Linked DNA regions of Homo sapiens: all the other regions are linked to region 1. A link is a loop called in an ENCODE intact Hi-C map of the cell type or tissue named here. Cell type or tissue: mammary epithelial cell. All regions are shown on one strand. Each heading gives the region's core, and the rest is flanking DNA. Links, peaks and the distances in the headings are about the cores only.

Region 1 (10,944 bases), core at 962-8,961:
TACTGTGGTTCATACCTATAATTCCAGCACTTTGGGAGGCCAAGGCAGGCAGATCACTTGCACTCAGGAGTTCGAGACAAGCCTGGGCAACACGGTAAAACCCTGTCTCTACAAAAAATGCAAAAAGTAGCCAGGCGTGGTGGCATGCACTTGTAGTCCCAGCTACTTGGGAGGCTGGGGTGGGAGGATCGCTTGAGCTCAGGAGGTTGAGGCTGTAGTGAGCCATGTTCATGCCACTGCACTCCAGCCTGGGAGACAAAGGGAGATCCTGTCTCAAAAAGAATTATAAACAGGAATAGAATAAGTCTAAGCTACTTTGTGCACTGTAGATTCTCAATGAATTTTAATTCCTCTCTCTCCATTCACCACCCCTACCCTGGCCTTTGAACTTCTTCTCATCCCCAAACTCCAAGAATCAAGAGTTAAGAATTGCAGGAGGTTGGTGTGATGTTTGGAGGCTGGGCTTTGGAATCAGATGCAACCAGGTTCTAATTTGGGCTGTGGGATATTGGGAAAGTCACCACTTCTCTCTGAGCCTCGGTCTGCTGATCATAGCATGGGGGTTATAAATATCTACCACCTGGGGTTGCTGTGAAGCATCAACAAACCTAATTGCCTGAAATGAGTAGCACAGTGCCTGATACAGGTGAACACTTGGATGGTGTTGATGGTGTTGATGCTGTTGGTGAGGAGGACAACAGGAGCCTGAGGCCAAGGGAGGCTGGACTGGACAACACTCCTGTCCCAAAGGGGCTGACGGGCCAGGAGTTCAGATGAGGGGATGGCACCATCTAGCAAGGCACCAGCCATTACAGGGCAGAAAGCATCTGAAGGCAGGGAAGGAGCACAGTTCAGAATGCTGAGGCGCCTGCAGGGGCGTCATTCCAGCACAGCCACTGGTATGAGCTGGGGAGTGCCAAGGGGAGGGAGGTACTGCGAGGGTGACTCACCCCAGGTGCCAGCATTCCCAGCCCTTTTTGCCTCTTAGGATGGCACCCCAAGTTCTGCCACATTTTCTCAGCACCCCCCACCCCGCCCCCCGGTCCCCTGCTTTTACTCTGTGACCATGCTTACCACGTTGACGTTCGTTGACGTTCCCTGCCTTCATTCTCAGTAGTGTTTTTGCTGGGTACAGCTGTGCGGCCCTCAGCACCCCAGCCCTGAAGTGGTAGCAGTCACCAGTGAGACCCTGTTCCAGCACAGCAGGCTCCCAAATATTTCTAAGCGAAACAGCCTCAGTGGAGCATCTTTGACTCTGGACAAGTGATTTCGCCATTTTAGAATTCTGATTGCAGGAATTTTGCCATTTGAGAATTCTGATGGCAGGAACAATGATTTCACCATTAGAGAATTCTGATGGCAGGAACGTTCCTGTGGCCTGGGATTGGGAGGGCCATCATTTTCATCCCCTACCCCCACTCCAGGGAAGAGTGTGAGGCCTGGGCTGGCCTGGGCTTTGCTGGGCACTTTCATAAGCTCCTAAGCTTTTCTTTGTGTCTTAATGGCTGTTACTTTGGTATATGCCTTCCTGGGTTCATCAGACTAGTGTTTCTTGAACTTAATCTCCTCCCAGACCCACCTGCACTTGAAGTAACACACATACAACTCACCTGGGAGCATGGGAGGACTTCCTAGGCCACGCCTGATCAAACCAGAGGACAGCAGGAGGAATCAGGGAATGTTTCCTAGAGGAGCTGGAACTTGACAGAAAGCTGGGAGGGATCAGGAAGAAAGAACTATCTGCGAAAGGCATAAAAGGAGAAAGGGAAAGGCAAGATTCAGGTCAGTTATATTCAACAAGTGTTTGTTGAACATGTCCTTTGAGCCCTCTGTGAAGCCCTGAAGCCCTAGAGGGAGAAGCTTGACAAAGGCAAGGAAAGAATCTTCTGCCATCACCCTAACATTGCCACCTTGAAAAGCTTCGATGGCAGAAGACTTGATAATGCAAAATACTTAAGGGATAACAGGCAGTAGGGTAAAATCCGGCACCTGACTCCTAACAGGATGCTCATTTGGAAGAGGAATTTGGAGCTCTGCCTTTCAAGGTTTGAGGACAGAGAGAAGAGGGCCTCTGGGGAGGCTGGGAGCCAGCGTTTCTGTGGGTCCTGAGAGCCTATGTCAGCCCCCTTCTCATCTTGGGTCTTGCAGAAGATCCTATCCAAGTGGGTCTGCACTGCTGGATAAGCAATGCCCTCCTGCCTATCTCTGCGGAGAGGACTAAAGGATGGTCTGGCTGCCAGGAGGGACAGGGGTCAGAGCCTGGTTCGTGTGTATTGAAGTGAAGGCAGACAGAGCCTCAACCCTCCCTCACAGAGGGGCTCAGCCCTCCAGCCAGAATTTGTTCCCTGAAGGGTACAGGCACCAAGGGGCACTTTGCAAGCTGACTGGGGGGGTGTGTTCTGCCCACATCAAGTGGAGGACCTTTGATCTCCAGAGGCATATATGTCATGGAGAAGAGACACTCTGGGGAATCCAGTTTTGCACTTGGGGGATCAGTGCCTTCTTACCTTCCCATTGTTTGTGCTGGGGAGGGGGATGGTAACAGAATTAGGTTTGGCCTAAACTTAACATTCCATTGTTATTCTGGAATTCTGGGATTTGACTAATACACAGTGGGTTTGTGAAGGTTCATTAAGTTTCCACATCAACCTCAGTCTCCTCACTGTGAGAAGGCCTGGCCACATAGCAGCAGCCCTTCACCCTCCATGTTCCTCTGGCTACTCCTTTCTGGACCTATTTCGCCTTAACAGCAGCTTTCTTGGAGCACAGAGCTTGGAGATCAATGGAGTATTTCAGGTGTGAGAGCCCAGCTAGGCGTGGAAGAGGGTGGCAAATGGCTAGGCCAGGGAACTATGAAATATATTTGCCTTAAGTAAGGAGATGGAAAGATAAGCCCTCCAGAGTAGGGCTTATCAACTGAGATGACTTCGAAAATAAACCAGACCCTGACCTAGGACTTTAGCCGCACTCCGTCCCCCCTAGCGCAGCAGCTGACATATCAGCTAGTGTTGGCAGTAACAGGATTTGCAGACTTCCTGGGAGGCGTGGCAGACTCAGACTATAGGGACCTGGGGTGTGGGTGTTCAACCAAATAATTGAGAAGACAGTCACCCCAAAATGTGGCACTTCAGATTGAAGCACCCACCTTGTATCACAGGCAGTGAGCTAAGGGGAAGTGTTAGACAGAACTGGGTGCTAGTCCCCACTGTTACTGTCTGTGAGATGCTGAGAAATTCACTCAATCTCTCTGCTCCTTTCCTGTAAAATGAGGGACTTAAGTAATCCCTAAGATTTCTTCCAGCCCCAGCCATGTGAGAGCAGGGATTTGCAGGGTTTTTTAATCAATTGTATTGCAACAAAATTTACATAGAATAAATGCACCCATTTCAAGTCCACATTCTGATGCATTTGAAAAATGTCATACACCCATGTGACCACCAGCACAATAAGTATATAGAACACCTCCATCCTCCCAAGAAGTTTCCTGCCCATAGCCCCAGGCAACCCTGGTCTGCTTTCTGTCACTGGAGATTAGATTCGTCTTTTCTAGAGTTTCTTATAAATGGAGCCACATAGCATGTACTTTTTTTGTGTCTGCCTTCTTTCACTCAGCATCATGTTTTTGAGATTTGGGACTTATAATTTTAACTTTAGTACGGAAATTTCCAAACATATATAAAAGTAGAGCAAATCATTGAATGAGTCCCCATGTGTTCATCACCCAGCGTCAACAATTAGCAATGCACAGTAATTAGCAATTAGCAATCAAGGGAGAGAGTTACATCTGTTTTGTTCACAAATGCATCCCCAGCAGTTAGAACAATTCCTGGCACATAGTAGGTATTCAATCTATATTTGTGGAATGAACAAATGAATTCCCCAGATATACAGTGTTTTTTTCAGCTCTATCTCAAAATTCTCTTCTCACCTTTTATGGCTCAAGATCAGTTCCAGTATATGCCCGGGAATTTGGGGTCATAAGATCCTGCATTAGGAAACTTGAAATTATTGTTGAATGGTGAGAGAAGGTGGGTGACCTCGTCTTGACTTGAGAGGCACATATTAGAATGTTTACAGTTCCCATTTCACAGGCAGTGCAATAATAAATCCTGGGCCAAGAGAACTGATCTCTATCTAGAACATTTTCCTAAATAAGTGGGGGAGAGATTGGTAAGTGGAGGAACTGGGCCTTTGCCAGGGCCAGATTGGAAAGTTTCTTCTTTGGATACCAAAAATGTCCCTGGAATGGTAAACCCAACAGCTGTCAGCAATAAGACGGCTTTAAAAAGTAGATGATAAATGAAAAAGGTCCCCCAGTTAGAAGCAGAATGAGTCCAAGTTGCCACCGTTTTCTTACCCACTTCCAGCTGGAGACACAGGCTCCTGCTGCATCGCCAGGCTCGGGTCCTGCCACTGCACATCCTGCTGCGGGGGGCCAGCTCACTGCAGGGCCTGGCTCAGCAAGCTCAGGCCCCAGGCAAGCCAGGGCAGGCAGGGTACTGTCTCCTCCTAAGGCTCTTTATTCCTGGATAGCCACACAGCATTTTCTACATCGTGTTCTGTCCCAGGCATCTCCTGGGGTGCCCCTAATGTCTACGAAATAACCCCAAAAGACTTGGTGGTGATGGTGGCCTCTTGCACTGTGAGGGGTACACGGCAGAATGCAGTTGTTTGTTTGATGTTAACACAGCAACACCGCTATTGACAGAAACCATTGAACTGGCAGCTTATGCTGGGCACAGTGCTGCGTGTCTTTGTGCAGATGGCTGCATTGATGCCTCCCGGCAGTTCATCATGGGAGGCAGGATAGTACATGCCAGGGGCACAGCCTCGGGGTCAGAACAAGCTGATTCCAAGTCCTGACCCCACCTCTTGCCCAGCCTGCCTGTTAGACAAGACGTCTAATGCCTCCGAGCCCATTTCCCCATCTTTACAATGGAGATGTGATCACAGCACTCTCCTCCCTGTGGAGTGGGTGTGAGGTTACAAGAGCCGGGTGTTGAAGGCATCAAAGCACTGGCAAAGTCTCCATCTGCAGCTTTGTTATGTTTTCCTCCTAAAGAAGCTAAGGCTGTCCCAGGCACTGAGCTGGTGCTAAAAACACAAGGCAGATGCGCATGTGGAGCTCCGGTCCAGTGGAAAAGACACCTCAGACTGAGTCATCATTTAGCTCCAGTTATGAGGAGTACCAGGAAACAGAACCCCAGCACAAGGGTCAAGGTATATATAGGAGGGGACTAGCCTGGTTTGGGGATCATTCCCCCAGGAAGAGGCATTTCCTTTGCTGTACAGCAGCAGCAGACACGTCCCTTGAGTGGCCTCAGGAATGGTTTCAGAGCTCACGTGCAGCATCCTCTCAGTTCGACTCTTGGAGGGCCAGTGGGCTCAACGGTGGAGAGAATGGCTGTGGCTCTCTGCCGTCCTCCAGAGACTCTGCAGCGTTCATTCCATTAGCTGGGAGCCTGCAAAGCCAGGCTGAGCTGGGCCCTGCTAGTGTCAGAAGCGCCAGGCCCTCTTTCCCCCCAGGCACTGCCAGCCTCTTGCGGGAGCCAAGACTCCTGGGGCACTTAGCGACATATCCAGGCCATTCCTCAATCCCAGACTGGATGTCATCTGGGGCCAGTGTGCACTGGATGGACAATGTGGACTCATCCATAATCAGGTGGCCCCATGTGGCTGGAATGTATACTTTATATTTTTGTTACCAAATTTCAGAATCAACGTGTCACAGCCAAAGGAGTGTATAGGTGTGGGCCTGGGCAGGCCTGGGCGGGCCTGGGCGTGCCTGGGCGGCCCTGGGAGGGTTTGAGGAGCAGGAATAAGCGCCATCCCTCAGAACTGCCCAGAAATGCCTCCTTCACTAACAAGAATGGAGACATAATGTGTTTGGAGCTAACGCTTTGAGACTATTGACTTCACCTGCACTTAGAAGACACCTCTGGAAAGAGGCTTAGATACACAGTCTACATCCGGGGGAGTGTTCTCAGCCATTTTTACATGAGACAGCCTTCCCCACAGAGCACTGTATAGTCACTAAGTCCAGAGGGGATGCCCTGTGCTGGGGACCCTTGTGGTCTGAAAGACTTAAGCAAAAGGGGACACTTCAGGTCCTGAAAATACTTCTCAGGGCTTTCTCCTTTATGTGGATTCCTCAGAGACAGTTATTGTACCACTTAGAAAGCCAGGCTTTTTATAATGGAAATGTTTAAATCAGTGGTTCTTAACTTAGTGGTATCACTACCCCCTTGGAGAATCTGATACAGTAAACTCTGTCTCCAGGAAAACCCCAAGGTGTCACAAACACAGTACACTGTTCTATATTCTACCAGGCTCATGGAAACCCTGAAGCCATCCTTTGAGGCAGGGGTCTGCGAACTGCAGCCCAGGGCCAAATCCAGCCCACCACCTGCTTTTGTGCAGCCCTAGAATAAGAATGGTTTCAACATTTTTTTAATGGTTGAAGAATACTATTTCATGACACATGAACACTGTATGAAATTCAAACATCAGTGCCCATAAAGTTTTATCGGAACACAGCCACCGTCATTCATTTACACAAGTTCATGCTGCTTTTGGGCTACAGTGGCAGAGCGGAGTGGTTATGACAGAGACCATATGGCTCACCACATCTAAAATATTTACTACCTGGCCTTTCACAGAAAAAAATGGCAACCCTTGCTCCAGGGGTGGGAACCCCATTTAAGAAGCTTACTTTATATTCCTTACTTTTGCTTACAAATGATTGAGCCGTGGAATTTAGACATAGAAGCAGCATTGAAAGTCTCCTTGAAAAGCTTCTCACTTTACCAATAGCAGACAAGGAACATGTTCCTCAGTTTCGCAGGAGCAAGAGCCAGGAAGGGGCTCTGTCCTGGGCCCTCCCTTTCTTCTGTAGGTTTCTGAATTGGCACTGCCTTCCAAAGGAACCTTCGGGTAGTTGCCCTGAAGTTTTGTTTCAAAGCATCATAACACATGTTAGAAGTTTGGTGGCAACTTCTTTATAACAGGGACACCTGCTTGCCTCTGTGATGGCAATCCCTGAAAGCTGTGTCTATAGACCCCAGCTAATTCCCAGACAAACGATAGTTGGCTGAACTCCTTTGATCTCTATTTGCTGAGTGTAGGGGAGGAGGTTTGCTGTTAGCTAATACCTGAAGTAGAGTTTTCTTTTTTCCTAAAGTAACTTCTCACATGGAATTTGTAAACAAATTTTTTTTTATAGTTTAGCAAACAATAATGAGACTGGAGATGGGAAATAGTTGAATTCCGTCAAACAGCAGACCTGATAGAATTCAGCTGTGGTTGATTGTTCAGAATGCCTGGCGGTCTGAGAGAATTTGGTCCATTTAGAAAATAGATATGTGTGTCTACTGACTGCCTCCAAAGGAATGAAGCAACTTTCCCTCAGAAGTGTTTTAGCGAGGAAACCAATGAGATTGTGGGGAAGGGGCCTGTGAGGCCCAGCCTGAGGCTTGGGCAGCTTGTCCCTACGACTACAGGGGCCACCTAGCTGCCAGGACCCTTTCCGTTGGGCTGGGGAATGGTGGGCCAAGTGGCCTCCCATTTTAACTGCCATCTGTGCCATCGTGCTTAAAAAGCAAGTGGGTCTTCATTTTCTTCTCCCTTAAAAGGTGGAAGCAGCAATCTTTTCAATGATGTAAAGGTCGCAAACTGGAGGATTGTGAGACCCATTCAGCCAGGAGATAACTTTTTTAAAATCGAATTAGTAGGCAACATTTAAAAAGAGATGTAAGTGAAAATGTAGATTGGGGCATTTCGTGGCAACTCCAAAGACCTGGGACCCCTGGGTCGGTGTCCCCGACAGGTGGCATCAGCTGGTGAGGCATGCAGCCCTCAGCTTGCTGGGCTCCTCAGTTCCCGGTGCGCCCAGGCTCCCCCATGCCACACACAACACACACAGACACCCAAAGACACACACATGCCCCACTCATTAGAGAGAAAAGGAGATATGATGCTTTTTAATTTTTTTTGAGATAAGATCTGGCACTGTCACCCAGGCTGGAGGGCAGTGATATGATCTTGGCTCTCTTGCAACCTCTACCTCCTGGACTCAAGCCAACCTCACACCTCCGCCTCCTGAGTAGCTGGGACTACAGGCACGTGCCACCGTGTCTGGCTAATTTTTGTATTTTTTTGTAAAGGCAGGGTCTCACTATGTGGCCCAGGCTGGTCTCAAACTCCTGGGCTCGAGCTATCCACCTACCTTGTCCACCAGAAGTGCTGGGATTACAGGCATGAACCACCACGCCCAGCCGAGATCTGGTGTTACAGCCTGCAATTTTAGCCAGCAGGGCTAAAATTGCTTCCTTCCTTCCTTGTTTTTCTAAAATCCTTCCTTCCTTGTTTTTCCTTTCTTATTCCAGAAAGTTTAAAGATGTCCCACCAGTATATATAAAGTTTACTATGAATGTAATGTCAGCGAAAAGAAAGAAAGAGAAAACAGCACAGGAAGGCAAAAAAGCATCAGAAATGTTCTTTTGGGTGGGTCACATATTTGGCTATTTGCCTCCAGTGAAAACTAATTGGTTCTAGATTTCATGTGCAGGGGAGATAAATGCACACAGGTGGCCTAGGTGAAACAATGATTATTCTGTGAACTGAGACCAAATAGAAAGTTCTCTCCTGGATCATCCCAAAGACAATTCTGTTTGTTCTAACCATACAGTTGTGATCTTAGATATATTGAGGAAGGAACAATGCCAATAATTTACTCGATGTCACCTACTGTTCTCGCCACTTGATTGTATTCTTTCATTTAATCCTCATAACAAATATATGGGAAGGCCTACTAATGTCCCCATTTTATGGATGAGAAAATGGCGGCACAGAGATTACATAATTGGCCCAAGGCCACAAAGTTAGTAACTGGAGAAGCAGGCATGGAATTCAGGCAGTCTGGCTGTAGAGCATGAAGGCTAAGCCACTAAGCTACCTCTCACAGATCGGCATTTAAAGAAACCAGTCTGATTCCATGAGAGTTCTCAGATGTCCTGATTTTATAAATACCAATATAAAATAGACCAAGAAGTCATGAAGCTGAGAAGGAATGCCAGTATATAGCATGAACTTGCTATGTGTTGGAGGAGGCCAAATCTAGTATGGTCTTAGGCTCCTGAAAAAGCCTTTGGACAACAATGAAAACAGGCCTTTTGAAATTGTTAAAAGAAGAAAGAAAGAGACCCACGGCCTTTATATGGAGGGACTCCACCAGGCTGCCCACCAGAATCACTTATGGAGCTTTAAAAACTCACCGTCTGGAGATTCCAATTCATCAGGTCTAGGATGACTCTCAGGTGTCTAAATGGCTGTGTTTGGTTTTTATGCACAGCCAGGATTGAGAACCACTGTGTTAAAAAATGGCAAAAAGCAGACCTGTTATTTTGCCTCCAATTTTCCCCAAAGAGAAATAGCTCCAAAGTACAAAGATAAGGGTGAAAACCACTAAGAGGAAATTGAAACCCAAGAGAGGCAAATTACATTTAATAAAGCTCACCTGGGGAGCCCTATTATTCCATGCCCAGACCAGATCCCAAAGCAGTTCAACAGAATCCCTAGAGTGGGACGAGCAGCTCCGTGCGTTGAAGCTCCCCCAGGTGACTCCAGTGTAGGCCCAGGTGAATTACATTCCAGGTTACGGAAGAATCTGCTCTGCCTACTGCTTGGTAAATTGGAAATGATGGGATAGAGTAATGATACCAAGTGATAGGAGAAAGGCAAACCGTCTCCCAGTATTCAGAAACTGGGAAAATGTGAACTTAGGACACTTTGAAATTGATATTATTAAAGGAAGTTTCTATAAATTCTTAATGAGAAGATAGTTTGTGGACATTTAGGGGGCAGTAGTAATCACTTGAAGCAATTAACTTCATTTCCAGCAGAGAAATGCTCAGCCATTTGTATCTTTATTCCAGCAAAGCAACTGAGCAAAATGAAAACAGTGACCATGGCTGGTTGCTTCTCAATGAATTTCACAACCACACCCCAAAGAGTGCTGGTGGGACTTGATGTCACCTATGTGAGAGGGCTGTTTCAGGGGCCAGGTCAAAGGGCTCTGGTCCTGATCCTGTGCTAAACAATATTTGCATGAGTGTCCCAACAGAGAGATAGGAGGCATGCCAATCAAATTTTAGGATGACATAAAGCTGGAGGATACAGCAGATAAGATGGATGATAGAATTAAAATGGCATTTGCATTGTATTTTAGGGTTTATCTGAGCTTTACCTATAACCCTCAGAAAGCTAGGTATGTCTGTTATCTCTACTTCCTAGGTAAATACACTGAGATTCAGAGAGGTAAGTTGCAGAATCATGGTGATCTTGACAGGCTAGAAATATGTCCCAAAATAAGAAGAAATCAAGTGTAAAGGATTACGTTTGGATTTTAAAAACCAATTTCAGGCCGAGTATGGTAGCTCACACCTGTAATCCCAGCAGTTTGGAAGGCTGAGGTGGGAGGATCACTTGAGCCCAGGAATTCAAGACCAGCCAGGACAACACAGCGAGATTTCATCTCTCTACTTTATATACTTAAAAAAATTTTTTTAAATCAATTTCAGAAAAATAAGATTGGAGTTTGTATTAGTTGCCCAGGGCTACCATAACAAAGTACCAAAACCTGGGTGGCTTATCTAACAACAGAAATTTATGATCTCATGGTTTGAGGCTAGAAGTCTGAAATCAAGGTGTTGGCAGGGTCTTGCTCCCTCTGAAACCTACAGAGGAATCTTTCCTTGCCTCTTTCAGCTCTGGTAGCCACAGACTTTCACTGGCTCGTGCCACACAGCTTCAGTCTTCACACATATGTCCCTGTGTCTCTTCCCTCTGTGCATGTCTGTCTCTGTGTCCAATTTCCCCTCTTATAAGGACACCAGTCATATTGGATCAGGGCCCACTCTAATGACCTCATCTTCGTTTGATTACGTC
Region 2 (10,944 bases), core at 1,051-9,050, 74 kb before region 1:
GCCTTGTCTCTTTCAAAAGGTAGCTGAGAGTGATTGCTGGAAGTCAGACTGTGATAGAGGATATGAAAGCCAGTGGGAAATGACAGAGCGTCTTATCTATGTCACATATCATGAATAATTAACATTTGTCATTTTGAGCATTAAAATTTGGTCTTTATCCACCAGCAGAGAAAGATGTAAGTTATAGACTCTTCCTCCTTAGATTCTCCAAGCCTTTTGATCTCTAATGAGCCCTTATCATCATTCCCTGAGAGTCAGTCTTGCCTTAGTGCCTGTCGTGTGCCCGGTGCCAGAATTGGGCAGAGGGGAGACAAGGAGAAAGGAGGTGCCTCTGCCTTGGCCAAGCCTAGATTCTTCTGTACTCAGGAGGTACTTAGAAAGGGCTTTCCTTGTTGACCATGATGTTTATAAAAAGTCAGATAAGAATCAAGAGCAAGGAACAAAAATCCAGTCAGAACCTCAGTGCACCTTATAAACCTGTCTTAACTATCTTGTTCTCTCCAGAGCTGGGGAACAAAGCCCAAAGGAGAGGCTTAGGAGGGGCTTTCCTAGAAGAAGCTGGGGTTGTACTGAGGTCTCTAGCTGTGCCCTCCAAACCAGGCCTCCGTATGGAAAATGCATACGAAGTTGTGATGTAAATTTTAGTCCTGCCATCCTGCTAGTCAGAGGGGAAAGTGTGTGCCTTAATCTCTGGAATCATATCCTGCCATTGGCACACAGTTAGGGATTTGCTGACATGAATGAAGGTCTTTAGTTAAACCTGAGTTAATAACTGGAAGGTCTAACGTGTAGTCTCATCCTCTTTTAATACATTATCAAGTTATTTAAAGCTCTAATACAAAGAAAGGGAGGAGAAGGTAGGGGCATCTCTTTTTGCCTTTGAGTCTTCTAGGACCTGACCTTTAGAAAGTCACTGAGGGTACTTGGGGATCGTTTTCCCCAGAGAGCATCGTTCTTAGCTGTCAGCGTTACCCCATCCATTATAGAAAATGATATTTTGACATAAAATTCCTAAGGATCTAAGGGCCGAGTCTCTAATGGAAGGAAATCAGCTACCATGGCAGAAATGATGAGTTAAATCAGGGAGGGCCTTGGAGACTGCATAATCCATCTCCTTCGTTTTATAGGTGCAGAACTTGGAAACCAAAATTGTGGAATAACTCACCCGAGTTTACACAATGAGATAGTATAAAGCTTAGATGTTACTTCAGTCAAAGATATACATACAGATGAATTAGTTCTACATGGTGTTTTGGTTAATAAAAAAGCAGTTTTTTTTTTTTTGCCTTCCCTCCCCTCAATTTCCCCTTCCAAAGAAGCAACCACATTCAACTCGCAGCTGGGTCTTTTGGTATGTACCTCTGTATTTAGAAATAACATTATCTTATTGTACTTTTCTTTTTTTTTTTTTTTTGAGATAGGGTCTTGCTCTGTTGTCCAGGCTGCCATGCAGTGTTACAATGATAGCTCACTGCAACCTGGAACTCCTGGATTTGAGCAATCCTCTCACCTCAGCCTCCCAAATTGCTGGGATTACACAGGCATGAACCATGGCACCTAGCCTTATTGTTATTTTAAAAACAATTATTTTACACATTATCTAGTGACCTACCACTGTGGAAAATGAGGTTTTAGTTCCGTTTCTCACCCACTACCCACCTCCACAGCCCTATCACATACGCACACCCTTCCCAACCTCCCATCCTCTCAATATGGTTTACTGTAATTTTGGTTAAATGAATATATAGTATACATTATTATAACTGTGAAATACCATTTGGAATTCAGTTATGTGGTATGCTATAGTTACTTTTCCTTCCCAGTGCATTTTTTTTGTTTATTTTCCCTGAAGTTAATAAATATCTCTTTGTTTTCTATGTAATTATTATTGATTCAACCACAAACTCTCTACAAACTGTCCATATCTCCTTTTAGCATGTTTAGGTATAAGCAGTATTCTATCAATTTCATATTCTTGGATACATTCTTTGCCAAGCCTTGTAAACTATTCCAGTCTAAATGGTTACCTTCTGCCCTGTGTGCCTGCTGCAAAGCTGTCACCCTGGGATCCCACTTCACTTTCATCCTAGGCTTCCTTTTCCCACTATCCTGTGAAGCTCCTGGTTCCAGTATTCCTTGCCTTCCTCTTTCTTTGTATACTGCATCAATTTGGTGAAGCACCTTTAGTAGATTTCTGAGAACAAATATATAGGAAGTGAAATATTGAGACTTTCCTTTTATATCTAAAATCATCTTTATTTTACTCTCAGACTTGATAAAGAGTTTGACTGGGCATAGAATTTTAGATTAAAAAGAATCTTCAGATGAGATCATGTCCTTTGCAGGGACATAGGTGGAGCTGGAAGCCGTTATCCTCAGCAAACTAACACAGGAACAGAAAAGCAAACACTGCATGTTCTCACCTACAAGTGGGAGCTGAACGATGAGAACACATGGACACATGGTGGGGAACTACACACACTGGGGTCTGTCGGGGATGGGGTTGGGAGGGTGGGGAGAGGGAGAGCATCAGAAAGAATAGCTAATGGATGCTGGGCTTAATACCTAGGTGATGGGATGATCTGTACAGCAGACCACCATGGCATGCATTTACCTGTATAACAAACATGCACATCCTGCATAAGAACTCAGAACTTAAAATAAAAGTTGAAGTTAAAAAAAAAAAAAAGCATTTTCACTCAATTTTAAGGTATCATTCCATTGTCTTCCAGCTCTCAGTGCTGCTGTGCAGAAGTCTGAAGTCAATTGAATTCTCAATCATTTGTATGGATCTATTTCTCTTTTCCAGAAGTGTGTTAAAGCTTTGTCTCCATTATTCTAAAATTATTGAATGATGCGATATAGGTCTGTTTTCATCTATTGCACTCGCCCGGCATAGATCTCTTCAATTTAGAAAATTAAGCCCTTCAGTTCTAGAAAATGTATTACTTATTTCTTTACTGATTCTTTCTCTTCTGTTTTCTCTTTCTGGAACTATCATTCAGATATTGGACTAGTCAACTTGGGGTTCACTGTAGACTAATCTGGGTGGCCCACTTAGTTGGGGAACCTCAGACTATCACTATTTCTAGGCCTTTCCTCTTGGAGTGCTTCGATTACTCCCAGAGTCCTGCCTAAAGGGAGACGGCCTGGTGGCCAGCATCGCAGGAACCAAGTGAAGCCAGATTAGAGGACCCGGCTTCCAGAATACACATGTTTATTTAATTCTCCTGTGTTCAGTACTATACCCTCATGCCCATCTACCCCCACTCCATGCTTAGTCTAGAGATCCTGTTTCACTTCTCCAGAGAATAAACCTCTAGGGACAGGGAAGGGGCCGTGCCAAGAAGAAAAGAGAATCTGGATTTATAACTAGTTTTCAACCAAATCTCTCTTTTCTCTCGCTCCACATCACCCTCATCTCCAGAGTAACTGTTACTGCATATTTCCTGAGCTTTGGGGATAGGAAGATGGAAATTCTGCAGCAAAAATTTCATTGCTCTTGACCTTCCCCATTGCTGGTTCAGGATTCAGTTTTCTTGGATCTACTAATTCAGTTACCACTCATCCGTTTACTTTCAAGATTCCAACATTGTGTTGCATTCTTTTCTTACTCTCTCCATCTTTGTGTGTAATTTTGAGAAGGAAAGTAAAATAGTGGTGAATATTCAATATCTACAGTCTTTATCCAGAAATGAACAAGAATCGTAATAACAGCAGCAACAACAATAATAGCAAAACACTTATTTAGCCTTTGTGTAGCCAGACACTATTCTAAACACTTTGCACATGTTACTTATTGAGTCATCACACCAACCTTATACAGTAGAAGCTCTTACTGTCCACTGGATTTACAACCTTTCCAAAAAGGAGATGTTGCCACATCCTACCACCATCACTGGCACTGTGTCAGGTCACCCTGTCCTCTCTGTTGCCAGTCACAGTTTTACATGGGAAGCAACATTGTATGTTGGAGACAGCACAGAGTTTGAGGTCAGAAGAATGAGGCTGAATCCTGGGTCTGCCTCATCTTTGTTGTGTTTTCCTGGGTAGAATAATTAAACTGTTTGAAATGCAGTTTTCTCAGTGTTCCATGGGAATTATAATGCAAACCTCTCTGGACTGCTTTGAAAATTACATGAGAAAACATTTGCAGAAGTGCTGAGTGCAATCTTTGACACCTAGTAAGCTCCATTATTATTGGTTGGCTAAACGGAGAACACAGTTCTGGAGTCAGAAAGTGAATGGACTGAATCATGCCCCCAACCCCCAGATTCTTATGTTGAAGCTCCAATCCCCAGTACCACAGAATGTGATGGCATTTGGAGATAGGGCCTTTAAAGAGGTAATGAAAGCAAAATGAGGTCATTGGGTGACCTAATCCAATATGACTGATGTCCTTATAAGAAGAGGAGGTTAGGACACAGACAAGCACAAGGGAAGACCTTGTGAAGAAACTGGGAGAATACAGCCTTCTGCAAGCCAAGGAGAGAGACTCAAAAGAAACCAACCCTGCCAGCACCTTGGTCTTACACTTCTAGCCTTCACAACTGCAAGAAAATAAATTCCTGTTAAGTCGCTCAATCTGTAGTTTTTTGTTATGGCAGTTCTAGCAAACTAATACTGAGAACCTCAGTTCAAGTCCTAGTATTGCCACTTACTAACTGTGTAATGCTGGGCAAATGACCTCATCTCTCTGAGCCACAGTTTCCTCATCTGTAAAATGGCTCCACTAATGTATATTAAAATAAGAGGGCAAGGCCTGCGGACTTGGCATAAATTGTAATAGTTAAATAAGCTACTGGGCATAAAAATGTCTCTGGGGTTGTTTAGGGGCTCGGCCAGTGCCTGAGGAGTTACAGGTACCCCCACGATGGTGGCAGTGCAGTAACACTGCAGTCTGGGAGGAGCAGGTTGGTGGATATGTGAGTCTGTGTCTCTTTTACAGGCTAAGGGCCCAGATCTCACAACCAGGTGATATTTTATTCTTGTGGTCACTTTGGGACCCAGGGACAGGATATATTGACACTGATAAACGTGCATGACGGTAACCAATGGGCTGGAAGGGCTGACAGATCTGCTTGCATTATAAAGCTGCAAAGTCGGCAGGGTGCAGTGGCTCACACTGGTAATCCCAACACTTTGGGAGGCCGAGGTGGGTGGATCACAAGGTCAGGAGATCGAGACCATCCTGGCTAACGCGGGGAAACCCCGTCTCTACTAAATATACAAAAAAAATTAGCCGGGCGTGGTGGCGGGCGTCTGTAGTCCCAGCTACTCGGGAGGCTGAGGCAGGAGAATGGCGTGAACCTGGGAGGCGGAGCTTGCAGTGAGCCGAGATCACACCACTGCATTCCAGCCTGGGAGACAGAGCGAGACTCCGTCTCAAAAAAAAAAAAAAAAAAGCTGTGAAGTCTGACTTTGGTGTCTTGACTTCCCTGTTGGGCTCCCTTTGCACCCAGCCACCTTCATGAGAACCCGGCCCAAGCCCTGGTCCCTATGTGACCTGCTTCAGCAAAGAAGCTGCCTTTGGAAATGTGCACTTTAGTTATAAAAGTCATTCTGTCCCTCTCCCATGTCATATAGATGAAGAGCTTGTCCCCTACTAAAGGAATGCCAAATACCAGCATGAGTTTTTCAGGAGTCATCACTTTTATATGGGTCCAAATCTACTTGAGGCTGAGACTATCTTTATCCCAAACTGATTCCATGCAGTGTTACCTGCCAATGACAGTTGGGGGGTGAAAGCATTGTGACCTAACAAAGGGGAAGGGAGGAGGAGAGAGGAGAGCCTGAGCTGGCTGGGATGAAAGCCAAGTTTACATTCCTTGGAGGAAGCCGCGTTATTGCTGACCAGCTTAGAAGTAGAATTCTGACTGCCTTTGACATCAGAGGTTTAGAGCAAACAGGAAGTTTGGAACCAAAGGGAAATTCCTGATTAAATTTGAGTGTTTCAGCTAGTAATGTGTGTTCAGAGCAAAAATTATGAGGGACCCCGTCATCTCTTATTTTTGTGTCTTTCATGGTAGCTCATATAGAACTGAGAACCCATTATAGTGGTTAAGGGCACAACTCTGGAACCCCTGGTCTCTAACCCTGCCTCTGCGCTCATTAGATCTGTGATGTTGGGCAAAGAACTTAACTTCCCTAAACCTCAGTTCCTTCATCTGTTAAATGGGGTTATTACTCCCCCCCCAACCCACACAGAAATATTGTGAGAATCAAATGAGAGTTAGTACAAGTAAAGCAGTAACAACTGGTTCTAGTACAGAGTAATTGCTCACTAAACATTAATTAATGTTATTATTATCATTGTTATTTTGCAAGTGGCTGAGTGCACAGTTCATAAGATTCACTTTGTCCATCTCAAAAATGGGGATGAATGTATCCTGCTAGTTAGTAAACTGATGAAAACACTTTGTCTAGTTAGAGGCCTCCAAACAAGGGCTAATTTGAGGTGTTGGGACCTGTCCTATATAGGGGAATTTGACATCAATATATTTTATTTTATGACTATGCTGTGTTCTATAGAAAGTAGATGCCTTGGAACAATTATTGCTGCAATATATTCAACAGCCAGTACTGAATGCTCCAAGGCTTAGTCATATGATTTTTGTTTCTTCAATGCCTTTGGCTATTGAATCATTAGATTGAGCTACTAAAAATGAGAATTGTTTCAGCAAACAAGTGGCAGCTTTGCCGTGGTAAGCAGAGTCCTGTGTGAATGTTTGAAGTTGGTCTCTGTGGTCCCTCCCAGTTGGCCATGTTTGTTTCAAGATGACTCAGGCTGGAGGTGGGGTGAGGAGGAGAGTGGTAGGGGGTACCATAGTGAGCTGAGGTAGTGGAGACTACACTTAATTGGCTTTGCTTCCCTCTGGTCATGCAGCAGCAAGCTAAGGATTCATACTGCTAATTGTTGCCACCTTCTCTCTCCTTGCTTCTGGGTCTCTTCTTCCAACATTCTTGGCCAATTCATTCTGGTAAGCAAGGAGCTGGGTTGCTTTCTTGCTCAGAAGCCTGCCATGACTCCATTATCCCAAGACATCCCCACTCTTCTGCCACTTACTCAAAGCCACCCATAAGCTGACCCTGCCCCTAAGCTTCCTCTCTGGGGTTTATATACTGATCTCTTTCTACCCCACAAGATGACCCCTTTCTATCTCCTCAACAGCTTCTCCAGCCAAACTCCTCTTTGAGTCACTACTTGAGCCTAACAGAGGTGCTCATTGACAGGCCTTTGACACACCCATACACAATGTGCATTTATTACCAAGATCTTAAGCATCAATAGTCACAATACAACATGTTTCCACCACCCTGTACCTTTGCTTAGGAATACCATACCTTTTCCTGGAATAAGGTATGGTATTTTTTTTTTTTTTACGCTAACTTTTCATCCTTTGAGATTCAGCTTCAGATCATTTTTCCTGGCTGTTAGTTATTTCTTCCAGCGAAGTTAGTTATTTCTTCCCCCTGTTAACATTGCATCTGCTACCTTATATTCTAGCACTTCTTATACTGCATTGCAACTATTTCTTGGTTGACTGACCCTACAGAGTTTCCATAGGTTATGATAAATGTATAGTTATACCCAGTGGCCCATGATTTCTTGACTAACCTATTTACATTTATCGAGAAAACTCCAGGGAGGTGAGGGGATTTTCTAAGCATATTTGGCTGCAGGATATATTTTCTAATGGACTTCTCACTGGACCGCTCTTCCCCTGGGCTCCTTTCTGTGTGCATGGCCCTATTTCACCTGTCTTTTTAGTCTTCACAAGGTCTGGTTGGTGAGTTGCTGCAGTGGAAAGAATACAGAGTTAGGAATTAGGGACTAGAACTCTAATAAAGCTCAGTCTTAGTTGGGTGTCCTTGGGCAAATGACTTCTCCTTGCTGGGTCTCAGTTTTCCTACCTACAAAATATGGTGGCCAGACTGGATGATCTAGCTCTGTGATCCTAAGATTGTTTGGTCTGGGAATGCCTTGAAGAGCATCTGAAAATGAATTTCTGAAAATCTGTCTCAAAATTACCTCAGTGAGGCTCCAGAAGGTAACTGATCCCAAGTAACAAGAGTGCCCCTGAGGAACATTCAGAGATCCAGGCCCACAATTCCTGTCATTCCTCGGAAGGTGAGACTTCATTGGCTGGTGGTCCTGTGCTCTGCTCTCGGTATGTCAAATCACCGTCTGTGGGTTTTCCTCCCTCTCTAATTTACCCAAAGTCCTCCCTCTTAACCAAAACAAATAGCTTTTGGGGGATCTGATGTTGCCAAGTTGTATTTGCTCCTGTGGCAAGCAGAGCTCCCGCAAGGGGCTGTAACCAACCATGTAAGCAAGAACTGCTGGCCGAGGAGCAGGGATGCTTGCTCAGAAGTCCTAGTCCTGTCAGGATTGAGAATGCCACCCCTGAGACAACACCCTCTCGGAAGTGGGGCATCTCTCATGAAGTCCCCTCCCGTGTTGGAAATCTGCTCATGCAAAAGCATTCATCAGAAGGGGGTTTCTTTCTAGATTTGTACTTTTGTCTGGGGAAGCAACTAAGAAAAATATCTGTTGTTTGAAGAGCAGTATAATTTAAGCAGACATTCATTTATTCACTCAACAGACAACGAGTAAGTCATTTTTGCTGTGCCAGGTATAGGACTCTAAGATGCCATGACAAGGAAGAAGAGCACATTCTGTCTCTAGCTTCTTTCTGAATCTTCCTTCTTTCCTTTTCTTTTTTCTCTTCTCTTCTCTTCTCTTCTCTTTTCTTGATGGGATCTCGCTCTGTCACCCATGCTGGAGTGTAGTAGCACGATCTCAGCTCACTGCAACCTCCGCCTCCCAGGTTCAAGCGATTCTCCCTCCTCAGCCTCCCTGAATAGCTGGGATTACAAGCACCCGCCAACTTGCCTGGTTCACTGTTGGATTTTTAGTAGAAATGGGGTTTCACTATGTTTGCCAGCTAGTCTCAAACTCCTGACCTCGAGTGATCTGTCCGCCTTGGCCTCCCGAAGTCTGGGATTACAGGTGTGAGCCACCATGCCTGGCCTATTTCTTTTTTAAAAAACTGATAACCAGAGAGACAGTCTCTGCCCCTTTGGCACTTGAATTTAGGTGGGGATGGCAGACAATAAAAGAAGCAATAACAATAAGAGTTATGATAGAAAAAAATATGGAGTTGCCAGGGAAACACATTACAGGGATACCTCAGCCAGTTTAGAAAAAGTCAAGGAAGGCTTTCTGGAGGAAGTGACCACTCCCGGAGAGATCCAATGGGCTAAGTAAGAGTTGGCCAGAGAAAGAGGACATGGAAGAGTGGCCCAAGGAGTGGGAATAGCATGTGCAAAGGCTCTGGTGGAGGGAGAGGGAACACCAAATGGGTCTGTGGCTCTACAGAATTTGTATATGCCTGGAACTCAAAGCACAAATAGAGGCCAGGGACCCTAGCCTCAGAGGCTGTCGAATGACTGTCAAAGCCCTGTAAGTGCACGGTGACATGACCTCAGGTTTTATCTGGAACAACATGTGGGAACTGAAAGATGATCCTAGTATTTAATAGAATTTCAGAGGTGGGAGAAAACTTGGGAGTTTAGTCCTCCAATTCGCTGTTTTATAGATGACTAAACTGAAACTCAGAGACGATGTGGCTTGTCCGAGGACACTCGGTCTCATAGCAACACAGACAGAACCATAAGTTGGGACTCTAGTGTTTTGGTGGTGTATGCTGATAAACTGGCTTTCAAAAAAAAAAAAAAAAAAAAAAAACCCAAAACCCTGATTTGTAGCATTAACTGATTTCTATGGTATAAATATTCTCCCTGGGGCCAGTTTCAGGCTATCCATGTTGAACAACCAGCTCACAAAATTCCTGAAATTTTAACAATCTGCTCTTGTGAGCTGGTGTGAGCTAGCTACAGGTCCCGGCGGGAAAGGTGATTGTGCGTGTCTCTTCCCCATTCTGTGTTCAGTCACATTCCATTGGTAGCTTGAAATCAGCCATGATGGTAGTACTTATACCATGGAAATCAGCAAGGGTTTTCCTCATTGTAAAGCCATTGTTAAGTGCTTGCCAGGACACCACTGGAGTATACAGTTTTCAGGACTAGTAATCAGAGACTCTCTTATGAAGATAAGAGAAAGCATTCCAGTGTGTTAACAGGCCTACACTGGGTTCCTTTACATCTCTGGCCTTGATTTCCTCACCTGTAGAATGAGGATAATGTCAAAGTTCAATAAATTTCAGATGTCTTTAAGATACACCATTATTTTTATTTAAATAAACTTTTTGTTTTAGAACAGCTTTAGATTTACAGAATAGTTGCAAAGATAGAACAGAGAGTTGCCACACACCCTACACCAGGTTCCCCTATTAATGAACTAATACTGACACATTATTATTAACTAAGCCCATATTTTATTCCAATTTCCTAAGTTTTTACCTAATGCCTTCTTGTCGTTGTTCCAGGATCTCATCCAGAATATCATATTACATTTAGTTGTCATGTCTCCTTCAGCTCTTCTTGGCTGTGACATTTTCTCAGACTTTCCTTGTTTTATGACCTTCACTATTTGAGGAATAGTGGTCAGTTATTTTGTAGAATATCTGCCAGCTGGGATTTGTCTGATGTTTTCCTCATGATTAGACTCTGATTATGGATTAGACAGGAATACCTCAGAGGTGAAGTCTTATTTTCATTACATCACATCAAAGGTCCATACTATCAACATGACTTATCATTGATATTGACCTCAATAGTCAATATCAAATGTTTGCCAGGTTTCTCCACTGTAAAGTTTCTCTCCTTTTCCATGCCCTTTTCCATACTGTATTCTTTGCAAAGAAGTATTATATAAAGCCCACACTTGAGGAGTGACAAATTATATTTCACCTCTGTGAGGGCAGAGTAGCAATGTAATTTATTTAGAATTCTTCCACCCATGTGCATTGTCTCCTCCAC
Region 3 (10,944 bases), core at 1,371-9,370, 54 kb after region 1:
CTATCCTAGATATATATGCACCCAATACAGGAGCACCCAGATTCATAAGGCAAGTCCTTAGAGACCTACAGAGAGACTTAGACTCCCACACAGTAATAATGGGAGACTTTAACATCCCACTGTCAACATTAGACAGATCAATGAGACAGAAAGTTAACAAGGATATCCAGGAATTAAACTCAGCTCTGCACCAAGCAGACCTAATAGACATCTACAGAACTCTCCACCCCAAATGAACAGAATATACATTCTTCTCAGCACCACATTGCACTTATTCGAAAATTGACAACATAGCTGGAAGTAAAGCACTCTTCAGCAAATGTAAAAGAACAGAAATTATAACAAACTGTCTCTCAGACCACAGTGCAATCAAACTAGAACTCAGGATTAAGAAACTCACTCAAAACTGCTCAACTACATGGAAACTGAACAATGGAAACTGAACAATCTGCTCCTGAATGACTACTGGGTACATAACGAAATGAAGGCAGAAATAAAGATGTTCTTTGAAACCAATGAGAACAAAGACACAACATACCAGAATCTCTGGGACACATTTAAAGCAGTTGTGTAGAGGGAAATTTATAGCACTAAATGCCCACAAGAGAAAGGAGGAAAGATCTAAAACTGACACCCTAACATCACAATTAAAAGAACTAGAGAAGCAAGAGCAAACACATTCAAAAGCTAGCAGAAGGCAAGAAATAACTAAAATCAGAGCAGAACTGAAGGAAATAGAGACACAAAAACCCCTTCAAAAAATTAATGAATCCAGGAGCTGGTTTTTTAAAGGATCAACAAAATTGATAGACCGCAAGCAAGACTAATAAAGAAGAAAAGAGAGAAGAATCAAACAGACGCAATAAAAAATGATAAAGGGGATATCACCACCAATCCCACAGAAAAACAAACTACCATCAGAGAATACTACAAACGCCTCTACGCAAATAAACTAGAAAATCTAGAAGAAATGGATAAATTCCTGGACACATACACCCTCCCAAGACTAAACTAGGAAGAAGTTGAATCCCTGAATAGACCAATGACAGGCTCTGAAATTGAGGCAATAATTAATAGCCTACGAACCAAAAAAAAGTCCAGGACCAGACAAATTCTCAGCTGAATTCTACCAGAGGTACAAAGAGGAGCTGGTACCATTCCTTCTGAAACTATTCCAATCAATAGAAAAAGAGGGAATCCTCCCTAACTCATTTTATGAGACCAGCATCATCCTGATACCAAAGCCTGGCAGAGACACAACAAAAAAGAATTTTAGACCAATATCCCTGATGAACATCAATGCAAAAATCCTCAATAAAATACTGGCAAACTGAATCCAGCAGCACATCTAAAAGCTTATCCACCATGTTCAAGTTGGCTTCATCCCTGGGATGCAAGGCTAGTTCAACATATGCAAATCAATAAACGTAATCCATCATATAAACAGAACCGAAGACAAAAACCACATGATTATCTCAATAGATGCAGAAAAGGCCTTCGACAAAATTCAACAGCCCTTCATGCTAAAAACTCTCAATAAACTAGGTATAGATAGTACATATCTCAAAATAATAAGAGCTATTTATGACAAACCCACAGCCAATATCATACTGAATGGGCAAAAGCTGGAAGCATTCCCTTTGAAAACTGGCACGAGACAGGGATGCCCTCTCTCACCACTCCTATTCAACTTAGTTTTGGAAGTTCTGGCCAGGGCAATCAGGCAGGAGAAAGAAATAAAGGGTATTCAATTAGGAAAAGACGAAGTCAAATTGTCCCTGTTTGCAGATGACATGATTGTATTTTTAGAAAACCCCTTAGTCTCAGCCCAAAATCTCCTTAAGCTGATAAGCAACTTCAGCAAAGTCTCAGGATACAAAATCAATGTGCAAAAATCACAAGCATTCTTATACACCAACAACCAACAAAAGGAGAGCCAAATCATGAGTGAACTCCCATTCACAATTGCTTCAAAGAGAATAAAATACCTAGGAATCCAACTTACAAGGGATGTGAAGGACCTCTTCAAGGAGAACTACAAACCACTGCTCAGGGAAATAAGAAAGGACACAAACAAATGGAAGAACATTCCATGCTCATGGGTAGGAAGAATCAATATCGTGAAAATGGCCATACTGCCCAAGGTAATTTATAGATTCAATGCCCTCCCCATCAAGCTACAAATGACTTTCTTCACAGAATTGGAAAAAACTTTAAAGTTTATATGGAACCAAAAAAGAGCCCACATTGCCAAGACAATCCTAAGCCAAAAGAACAAAGCTGGAGGCATCACACTACCTGACTTCAAACTATACTACAAGGCTACAGTAACCAAAACAGCATGGTACTGGCACCAAAACAGAGATATAGACCAATGGAACAGAACAGAGCCCTCAGAAATAATACCACACATCTACAACCATCTGATCTTTGACAAACCTGACAAAAACAAGCAATGGGGAAAGGATTCCCTATTTAATAAATGGTGCTGGGAAAACTGGCTAGCCATATGTAGAAAGCTGAAACAGGATCCCTTCCTTACACCTTATACAAAAATTAATTCAAGATGGATTAAAGACTTACATGTTAGACCTAAAACCATAAAAACCCTAGAAGAAAACCTAGGCAATACCATTCAGGACATAGGCATGGGCAAGGACTTCATGACTAAAACACAAAAAGCAATGGCAACAAAAGCCAAAATTGACAAATGGATCTGATTAATCTAAAGAGCTTCTGCACAGCAAAAGAAACTACTATCAGAGTGAACAGGCAACATACAAAATGGGAGAAAATTTTTACAATCTACCCATCTGACAAAGGGCTAATATCCAGAATCCACAAAGAACTTAAACAAATTTACAAGAAAAAATCAAACAACTCCACGAAAAAGTAGTGAAGGATATGAACAGACACTTCTCAAAAGAAGACATTTATGCAGCCAATAGGCACATGAAAAAATGCTCATCATCAATGGCCATCAGGGAAATGAAAATCAAAACCACAATGAGATACCATCTCACACCAGTTAGAATGGCGATCATTAAAAAGTCAGGAAACAACAGGTGCTGGAGAGGATGTGGAGAAATAGGAACACTTTTACACTGTCGGAGGGACTGTAAACTAGTTCAACCCTTGTGGAAGACAGTGTGGCGATTCCTCAAGGATCTAGAACTAGAAAATACCATTTGACCCAGCCATCCCATTACTGGGTATATACCCAAAGGATTATAAATCACGTTGCTATAAAGACCATAAAAGTTATGCAATTGTGGTCTCTTTCTCTCTCAAAATGCATAAAGTTTTCAGACTGTGGTTGACCATGGATAAGTTAAACTGCAGAAAGTGAAGGTGTGGATAGGGTTGGGGGAATACTGTGCAAAAAAGGCAACAGGAGGGATCGTTGTGGCGATGGAAGTGTTCTGTATCTTGACCGTATGAATGTCAATATTCTGGTTGTGATATTGTACTATATGTTTGTAAAATGTTACCACTGGGGAAACTATGCAAACGGTATATGGAATCTCTCTGTATTACTTCTTGCAATGCATGTGATTCTACAATTATCTTAAAACAAAATGTTTAATTAAAAAAAAACCCACAAAACTTGACTGTTCCTCAAAACCTTCACTGAGTTAACCACTTCCTCTTTGAAACCACCTTATACCCTATACAACACTGATAATATAGTATTATTGCCCTTCCATGTTCTACTGTAATTAGTCTATCTCCCTTACCAAACTGTGAGCTCCAAGAGGAGGTTTTAAAGGCAAGATATGTTTTGTTCATCTATGTATGCCTAGCATCTAGTAGTGCCTGATACATTGAAGATGTTTTGTAAATGCTTGTTGAATAAAACTGGATGTGACAGACATAAAAAAAAAAGACACATGCACACGTTTATTGCGGCACTATTCACAATAGCAAAGACTTGGAACCAACCCAAATGTCCATCAGTGATAGACTGGATTAAGAAAATGTGGCACATATACACCATGGAATACTATGCAGCCATAAAAAAGGATGAGTTAATGTCCTTTGTAGGGACATGGATGAAGCTGGAAACCATCATTCTCAGCAAACTATCGCAAGGACAGAAAACCAAACACCGCATGTTCTCACTCATAGGTGGGAATTGAACAATGACAACACTTGGACACAGGATGGGGAACATCTCACACCAGGGCCTGTCGTGGGGTGGGGGGAGGGGGGAGGGATAGGAGATATACCTAATGTAAATGGTGAGTTAATGGGTGCAGCACACCAACATGGCACATGTATACATATGTAACAAACCTGCACGTTGTGCACATGTACCCTAGAACTTAAAGTCTAATTTAAAAAAAAGAACAGTGCTTTTCAGAAGAAAGTGATATTCCTCTGCTTTAATTAAAGACATGCATGTTTTCAGTAAAAAAAAAAAAATTGGTTGTTACCTTTTCTTAATATTTTAGTGTTTTTTCTGTGTGTGTGTGTGTGTGTGTGTGTGTGTGTGTGTGTGTGTAGCAAGCAGGTTATTCTGATGCTGACTACTTCATCATGATCTTAAATAGAAGGATTTAAAGATAAAGATGAGGAAACCTCCAGAAAAATTGAATGAAGAGACATTGAGATAATAAATAGGAGTAAAACAATTAGAAAATCAGAGATCTAGTTCAGGAGATCTAACACCCAATAATTAGAGGTTACAGAAAAAGAGTATATATTAATGATCTATTTGGGGTGACAAATTACCTCAAAACTTAGTGGCTTAAAAAATTGTAAACATTTATATCTCTTTCAGTTCCTGTGGCCACGAGTTCAAGAGTGACTCAGCTGAATGGTCTGCCTCAAGGTTTCTCATGAGGTTCAGCTGGATGTTGGCCAGGGCTGCAGTCTTCTTAAGACTGGCTGTAGCTGGAGAATTTGCTCCAAGGCAGCACACTCATGTGACTAGCAGGTTTATGTTCTTTCTCAATTTCTCACTATGTGAATCTCTCCACAGGGTCACTTGAGTATCTTCATGACATGACAGCTAGCTTTTCCCAGAGAGAGTAATCCAAGAGACCAAGAAAAAAGGTGAAAGGTCTTTTATGACTACCCATTGATGTCATCCATTGTCACTTTCACAATATCCTACTGGTCACACAGGTCCTCCCTTTTAATGTTGAAAGGGAGTACACAACAGCATGCATAGCAGGAGGCCAGGATCATTGTAAAGGGGCAAAAATAATCAAAGAAATAATAGAAGAAAATTTCCTATATGAGAAGAGCATGAAGTTTCTACTGCGGTGGATTAAAATAGACTCTACTCCAACGAACAACAGCATGAAATTTCAGAACACTGAAAGTCAAGAGAAAATTTCACAAGATTCTAGGAAGGAAAAAAAGGATGTCACATACCAAATGTTTAGAATCAAAATGGCTTCATAGGAGTGGATGCAGTGGTGTGCCCATGTAGTCCCAACTATTTGGGAGGTTGAAGCAGAGGATCACTTGAGGCTAAGAGTTTGAGGCCAGCCTGGGCAACACAGAAAGAACCCATGTCTAAAAAGAAATAAAGAAAAAAATAGCTACATACTCCTCAAAGGCAACATTGTAAGACATAATATATAATGTCAAATAGAATAAATGAAGACATATCCTAAAGCAATATATTTAAAATTCTGGGAAAAATTACTTTAAACCTATAATTTAATACCCAAGTCAAACTATCAATTAAGTTTTAGTGTAGAATAAAGACACTTTAAGATATGCAAGTTAAAAAAATTATCTCCCACACACCCTTTCTCAGAAACCTTGGGAAAACAGAGGATTCAGGAAACAAGGGATTCAATACAAGGAAGAGGAGAAGGAAATCCCCAGAATGATGAAGAAAGGATTTCCCAAGACAACAGCTATGTGCCAAGTGCAGAGGGCAAACAGAACGGACTTTAAAAGGGCAGAAGATTCAGGAGATTGTTTCAAGGTTAAATTGATAGAACACCTAATGTGTTTAAACACACTGAGAGATTTACACAAGTGGGGAAGAGTTTAAAGTTGAACTACTTCAGATAGTGAACTTAGTGATAAATTCTTCAAAAAGGAAGGCAATGGAAAAATAAGCATTAATTCCAGACAAAACAATAAACTGTGCAGGAAAGGTAACACAACCAAAGTTTACTATATATCTCTGCTGCAACTGGCATTTACAAAGTCATAAAAATGTGAACACAGAATACTGATCTAGTGAAAAATCATAATATAATTATACTGAGAGGGCAGAGGAATGAAAAGTATGCATGTATGTGGTGGTGCAGACCAGGGATTAAAAGACAGCTAAATCTTCATTTTCCATAGTGGGAAATCAATAGGTACTATCTTGAACTGAAAAATCAATAAATAGCAATATAAGCATGTTATTTAGAGATGTGGAATTAAATACCAAATGAATCAACTATAGTTGCTGAAATTGGTTGCCTCTGGGGAGCAGGAATTAATGAAGGGTATGGCAAAATTTGTGCTAATTTTCTTAATAAACCTCATAAAACTGGCCTATTCTTTCAACTATGTTTGTATAAATTTTCATCAAAATAAACCAAAAACAATTAAACTTGAGAAAAATAACGGAAAAGCAGGGAGTAGTCAGTTGTTTTGAACACTGATGAATAATCAAGAAGATAAGAACAGAGAATGGTTCATTAAAGGTGACAAGATGTAGATCATTGGTAACCAGAGGAGTAGTCAGTGTGGAACCCATTGGTAACCGGAGGAGTAGTCGGTGTGGAAACCCCCTTAATATTCAAAGAGAAAAATACGCAAGGGATATAAATAGACATCACAGAAAATAGGTATATAATCATCCGTAGTCACATGAAAAAATACTCCATCTCATTCATAATAAAAGAAATGCCAATTAAAGTGATATGATATTTTGTAACATATTGGCATCAAATAAAAAAATAATGTACTCGTCATTGGTAATGGTGAGGACAGAATGGCAGCCTCATACACAGTATATGAGAGTGTGAATTGGGAAAGACTTCACTGAAGGCTAATTTGGAATATCTATGAAAATGTATAATTCACCTGCTCTTTGAGTAACCCCTCTTCTGGGGTTTTATACTACAGATAAACTCATGGAAGTATGCAGTATGTTTGAAGATACTCAGTGGAAAATAATACAAACGTCTCTCAGTACAGAACTTGCTAAACAAATGATACGTTCTTCCCACAGATTACTAGGTGCATCATTAAGAGTGGCTGTTCTGCACGTGCTCATGTTGAAAAGGGGACAAGATATCTTAATTCAGAAAAAAAAATGTTAATAGTATTTATAGTTATGAGTCTGCATGTGTGACAAATGAAGACAAGTCATTTGTAATGATCTGGCACCTACTGGATGGTCAATAGAAAGTTCTTAGCTACTGTTCCTAATGCAAGCTGTAAAACTAAACAATGATTATGATTCCAAATAAAAATGCATTGGATAATAAAGCTCACTTGGCTGCAGAGGTCATGCACATCGAACTTTACATTTTTCTGTGTGATTTACAACAGTTTTGCTGTTCTCATTGATCAACTTAATCATGATTAAATGTAATAAATTTGAACTTACAAAATAATGTAACAGTCTGCTGTCATATGTTTTGTATGTTTTGCCTATTGGACTTTTTTTTCAGAACAAGCTTTCTTTAAAAGTTATATAATTCTTTGGCTCAAAGAAAAAACCTAGAAAATAATATTCCCCACTGACCTGTACTTTCCTGACCCAGCAAGCCTTCAGCAGATTTGTCTTGGACTAGAATTCAAGACACCTGGGTGCCAGTCCTGGCTCGGCTACTCAGTAGGTGGGTGACCTTGAGCAAACCCTTCGGCCTCTCTTAGTTCTTCTTAGCTGTCGTATGGGATACAGCGCCTTTCCTATCTACCCTGTGGGACTACTGTGAAAAGCAAATGAGGCAACAGGTATATAAATTTGTAATCTGTGAAAGCATGCACATGAAAGAACTTTTATTTTGATAGCTAGAAGTATCCTCTCACAGGTTAAATATTTCTGGTCCTCCCAGCAGAGAGACACGCCTGGGTATTTATTCAGTAGACCTTGAGTGCCTTTCTGGACCAAGCAGGGACTGGTGAGGCAGAATTGAATATGATGCAGTCCCCGTTCTCAAAGAACTCACAGTTTGATAGGAGAGGCAATTACAGTAAAACGTGAGAAATACAATATAATGGTTATAGACAAAGACTGGTGGGACTCACAGGAGTCAAAATGTCTGACTAGAGAAGGCATCACTGACAAGTGACACCTGGATCGAGTCTTCAAGAACATGTGAGAATTTACCAGGCAGAGAATTGATTGATTGCTGGGTGGAACCCAGGCAGTGCCCCAACTGTGGAGCAATTTCTCACCCCTCTTTCTTTATCAAGTCTTACCTCTGCTGTGAGATAGCAGACCATCAGAAACTTGCTCTCAGCTACCTATCCTATTGGAAAATGTTTGAAAAAGATGTTAATGACAGGTTAGGTGTGTGCTTCCCTCCAGAATAGATGCATTTGGGTCCAGAGGGTGAGATGGTTCTCTATACACAGAAATACCAATAATTTTAGCTAAATAGATTTACTTTTAGGGAAAGTACCTAAGTAATTTTTTTTGAACCTCACTCTTTTACTCAAGTTAGAGTGCAGTGCTATGATCACAGCTCACTGCAGCCTTGACCTCCCGGGCTCAGGCAATCCTTGCACCTCAGCCTCCAGAATAGGCGGAACTACAGGTGTGCCACCACACCTGGCTTTTTTTTTTTTTTTTAATAGAGACAGGGTCTCATCATGTTTCCCAGGCTGGTCTCAAACTCCTGGGCTCAAGTGATCCTCCTGCCTAGGCCTCCCAAAGTGCTGGGATTACAAGTGTTAGCCACCATGCCTGGCCAATACCTAAGTAATTTCTATGGCCACCAGCTGGTACCAGATCATTACAAACATTACTTTTCTTCATTATCACAACAACCTTGTTTTTTTCTTATTATAGGTGGCAGAACATAGGACGAGAATCACCACCCAGCCAGTTATACCAGAGCCAGGATTCAAACTCAAGCCATGATCTTGCATATCCATTGACAAACTGGTTCTCATAACCGCCCTGGGAAATGAGCAGGAAAGGAATGTTATCCCCACTTAAGATGGGGAATCCGGGCATGGAAAGCTCTGCTGGGGACTCCCCGCTGGGCTTCCTGACTCCTACCCTGACTGAGGTTGTTACCTTGCAATGGAGGCCAAAGTCCTGACAGGCAGTGGGAAAGATATTTTGGGGTAGGGCTGTCTCCCTGGTGCTTGTCAGATCTCATCTTGTGAAACAATTGGTTCAAGTTCACTGGGCCCGGGTGCGCAGCCTTCCCTGGCTGGAGCTGGGACCCTGCTGTTCTGAAAAGCTATATGGAAGGAGATTTCTTTCCTTCTCTGATTATCCTCACCACTAGGTGGGATGGAAGCTGTCTACCAGAGTCTGCTGCAGGTTAACCCTTCCCCTGCCCTCATTCAAGGACATGACAGGGATGTTCCAGGTAAATGTGCCCCCTTGGCTTGAGACAGCACTTGTGGTAATGGAATAGCTTCCTCTGCTATGGCCTGCTTGTGTTAGTTCACTGAGAATGGACTCCCTGTGGGTTCGTAGAGTGCAACAATTGAAGAGCTTGAATAATGGTTAACCAGGATGAAGTCACATCCGAATATGCGTCATCTCACCACCTCCTTTGCTGCAGTCCGAAAACCCCACTGAGTCTTTGTTCTTTTTCCATCCGTCTGTCTCTCTTGGTATCTGTCTCTCTCTTTCTCATCACCCCTTCAGGGTATTGATGCTTATTGATACTGGATTTTCTTTCTCACTCCAGTTTTTCCTGTCTCTATCCACCTGTCTTTCTCCCTCCAGCTCTCCCTCACTCTCTCTCCCTCCCCTTTTCCTCCCTTCTAGTTCCCCATTTTGCTGGTCTCATTGTAGACCTGCATTCATTTACGATTCATTATTCTTACTGAAGAGATCCTTTGATCTTGTCTGTTAAAAAGTAAGTGAGTTGCACTCTATACACCAAGAAAAAACAAAATCATCTTTATTTAACTTTTTTTCTGGCCATGGGCCTGTGGCTGGGGCAAAAATAGGTCTCCCTGTTTCTGGCACACACACCAGCCTCCCCAAGCTGCAAGCCAGCCCAGTGGGCAGACACAGCTGCGAGGCAGGAATACTGTTACCCAACTCAGGGTGGTGCCAGAGCTCCGAGTGCCCAGGCAGGCCTCCCCGCCAAGGCAGGGATCGCTCTGAGGCCAGAGGAGGCCCAGGGGACAGAGTCAAGGCTCCTGCTCACCTGGCCCTGGGGCTGTGGCTGGTGCTGGTTAGCCACTTCCTCCCCTTCCCCAGCAGGGCAGCAGGAGGGTTCCACTGGAGCCCAGCCCTGTCTCAGCTTGACCCCTATACCTGGTGACATCCCGCAGCCTGGGTCAAGCTGTCAGGTTAGCACGCAGCCCAGTTAAATGCACTGGGCTAACATCTGGACTTAGAGTTATGTAATGTTTTTACCTCATAATATTGTAACCTAGTAGAGGACATTTTATGGAGTCTTTAGAGGTGACCAAACTGAGGCTCATGGAGGTTGAGTTATCCAGTTAGTCAGGGATGAAGCTGGTGCTCAGGACTCTGGAATTCCTTGCCCAGATGTTCCCAAACCAGGTTGCATGGGCTGCTCCCCCAGGCCTGTTTCTTAGGGTAAGTGGTAACAAGCATCCCCATCATCTCCAGTTTGGAGAGCAGCCATGGGGCAGTAGTTTGCTGGGGGGAGGGTGGAGCTTGGACATGTAAGCTGGAGTGTCCCCTGGCATGAGTGTGAGGTCCTCTGCAGGACAGGATGTTGCTGGGGACAGGAAGTAAAGGCGGGTGGGATGGAGGCTGGGGGCTGGGGACCTGCTTTTCCTGAACCACCACATTCAGGCATGGAACTC

Evidence for each region. Hi-C counts contacts between places; a loop is a spot of excess contacts. Peaks named below come from ENCODE experiments on the same cell type or tissue, not always from the same donor. Only the 100,000 strongest peaks of a DNase experiment are listed, where the experiment ranks them.
Region 2: a loop joins it to region 1, with 2.5 times the contacts of the local background. A loop is called at or near these places in 9 of 110 quality-filtered maps.
Region 3: it touches region 1 in a loop (4-fold over the local background); 9 of 110 quality-filtered maps call a loop at or near these places.

The regions. Positions count from the first base shown.
Region 1 is chr2:46,166,716-46,177,659 of GRCh38, forward strand. All of the region lies in intron 14 of PRKCE (protein kinase C epsilon), which reads left to right. Among named protein-coding and RNA genes, the nearest start is that of EPAS1, 130 kb to the right of the region's middle. RefSeq lists a silencer at 1,302-1,489 and an enhancer at 4,547-5,129. In mammary epithelial cell, for the core only: a CTCF peak has its summit at 5,651; DNase peaks (open chromatin) are centred at 4,466, 5,116 and 5,756; H3K27ac peaks cover 2,268 bases.
Region 2 is chr2:46,092,133-46,103,076 of GRCh38, forward strand. The region is part of intron 11 of PRKCE (protein kinase C epsilon); the gene reads left to right. Among named protein-coding and RNA genes, the nearest start is that of EPAS1, 200 kb to the right of the region's middle. In mammary epithelial cell, for the core only: no CTCF peak of the experiment used is centred there; DNase peaks (open chromatin) are centred at 5,829 and 6,649; H3K27ac peaks cover 1,422 bases.
Region 3 is chr2:46,220,053-46,230,996 of GRCh38, forward strand. No RefSeq gene overlaps it. Among named protein-coding and RNA genes, the nearest start is that of EPAS1, 72 kb to the right of the region's middle. RefSeq lists enhancers at 8,848-9,832, 10,408-10,497. In mammary epithelial cell, for the core only: no CTCF peak of the experiment used is centred there; a DNase peak (open chromatin) is centred at 4,919; H3K27ac peaks cover 800 bases.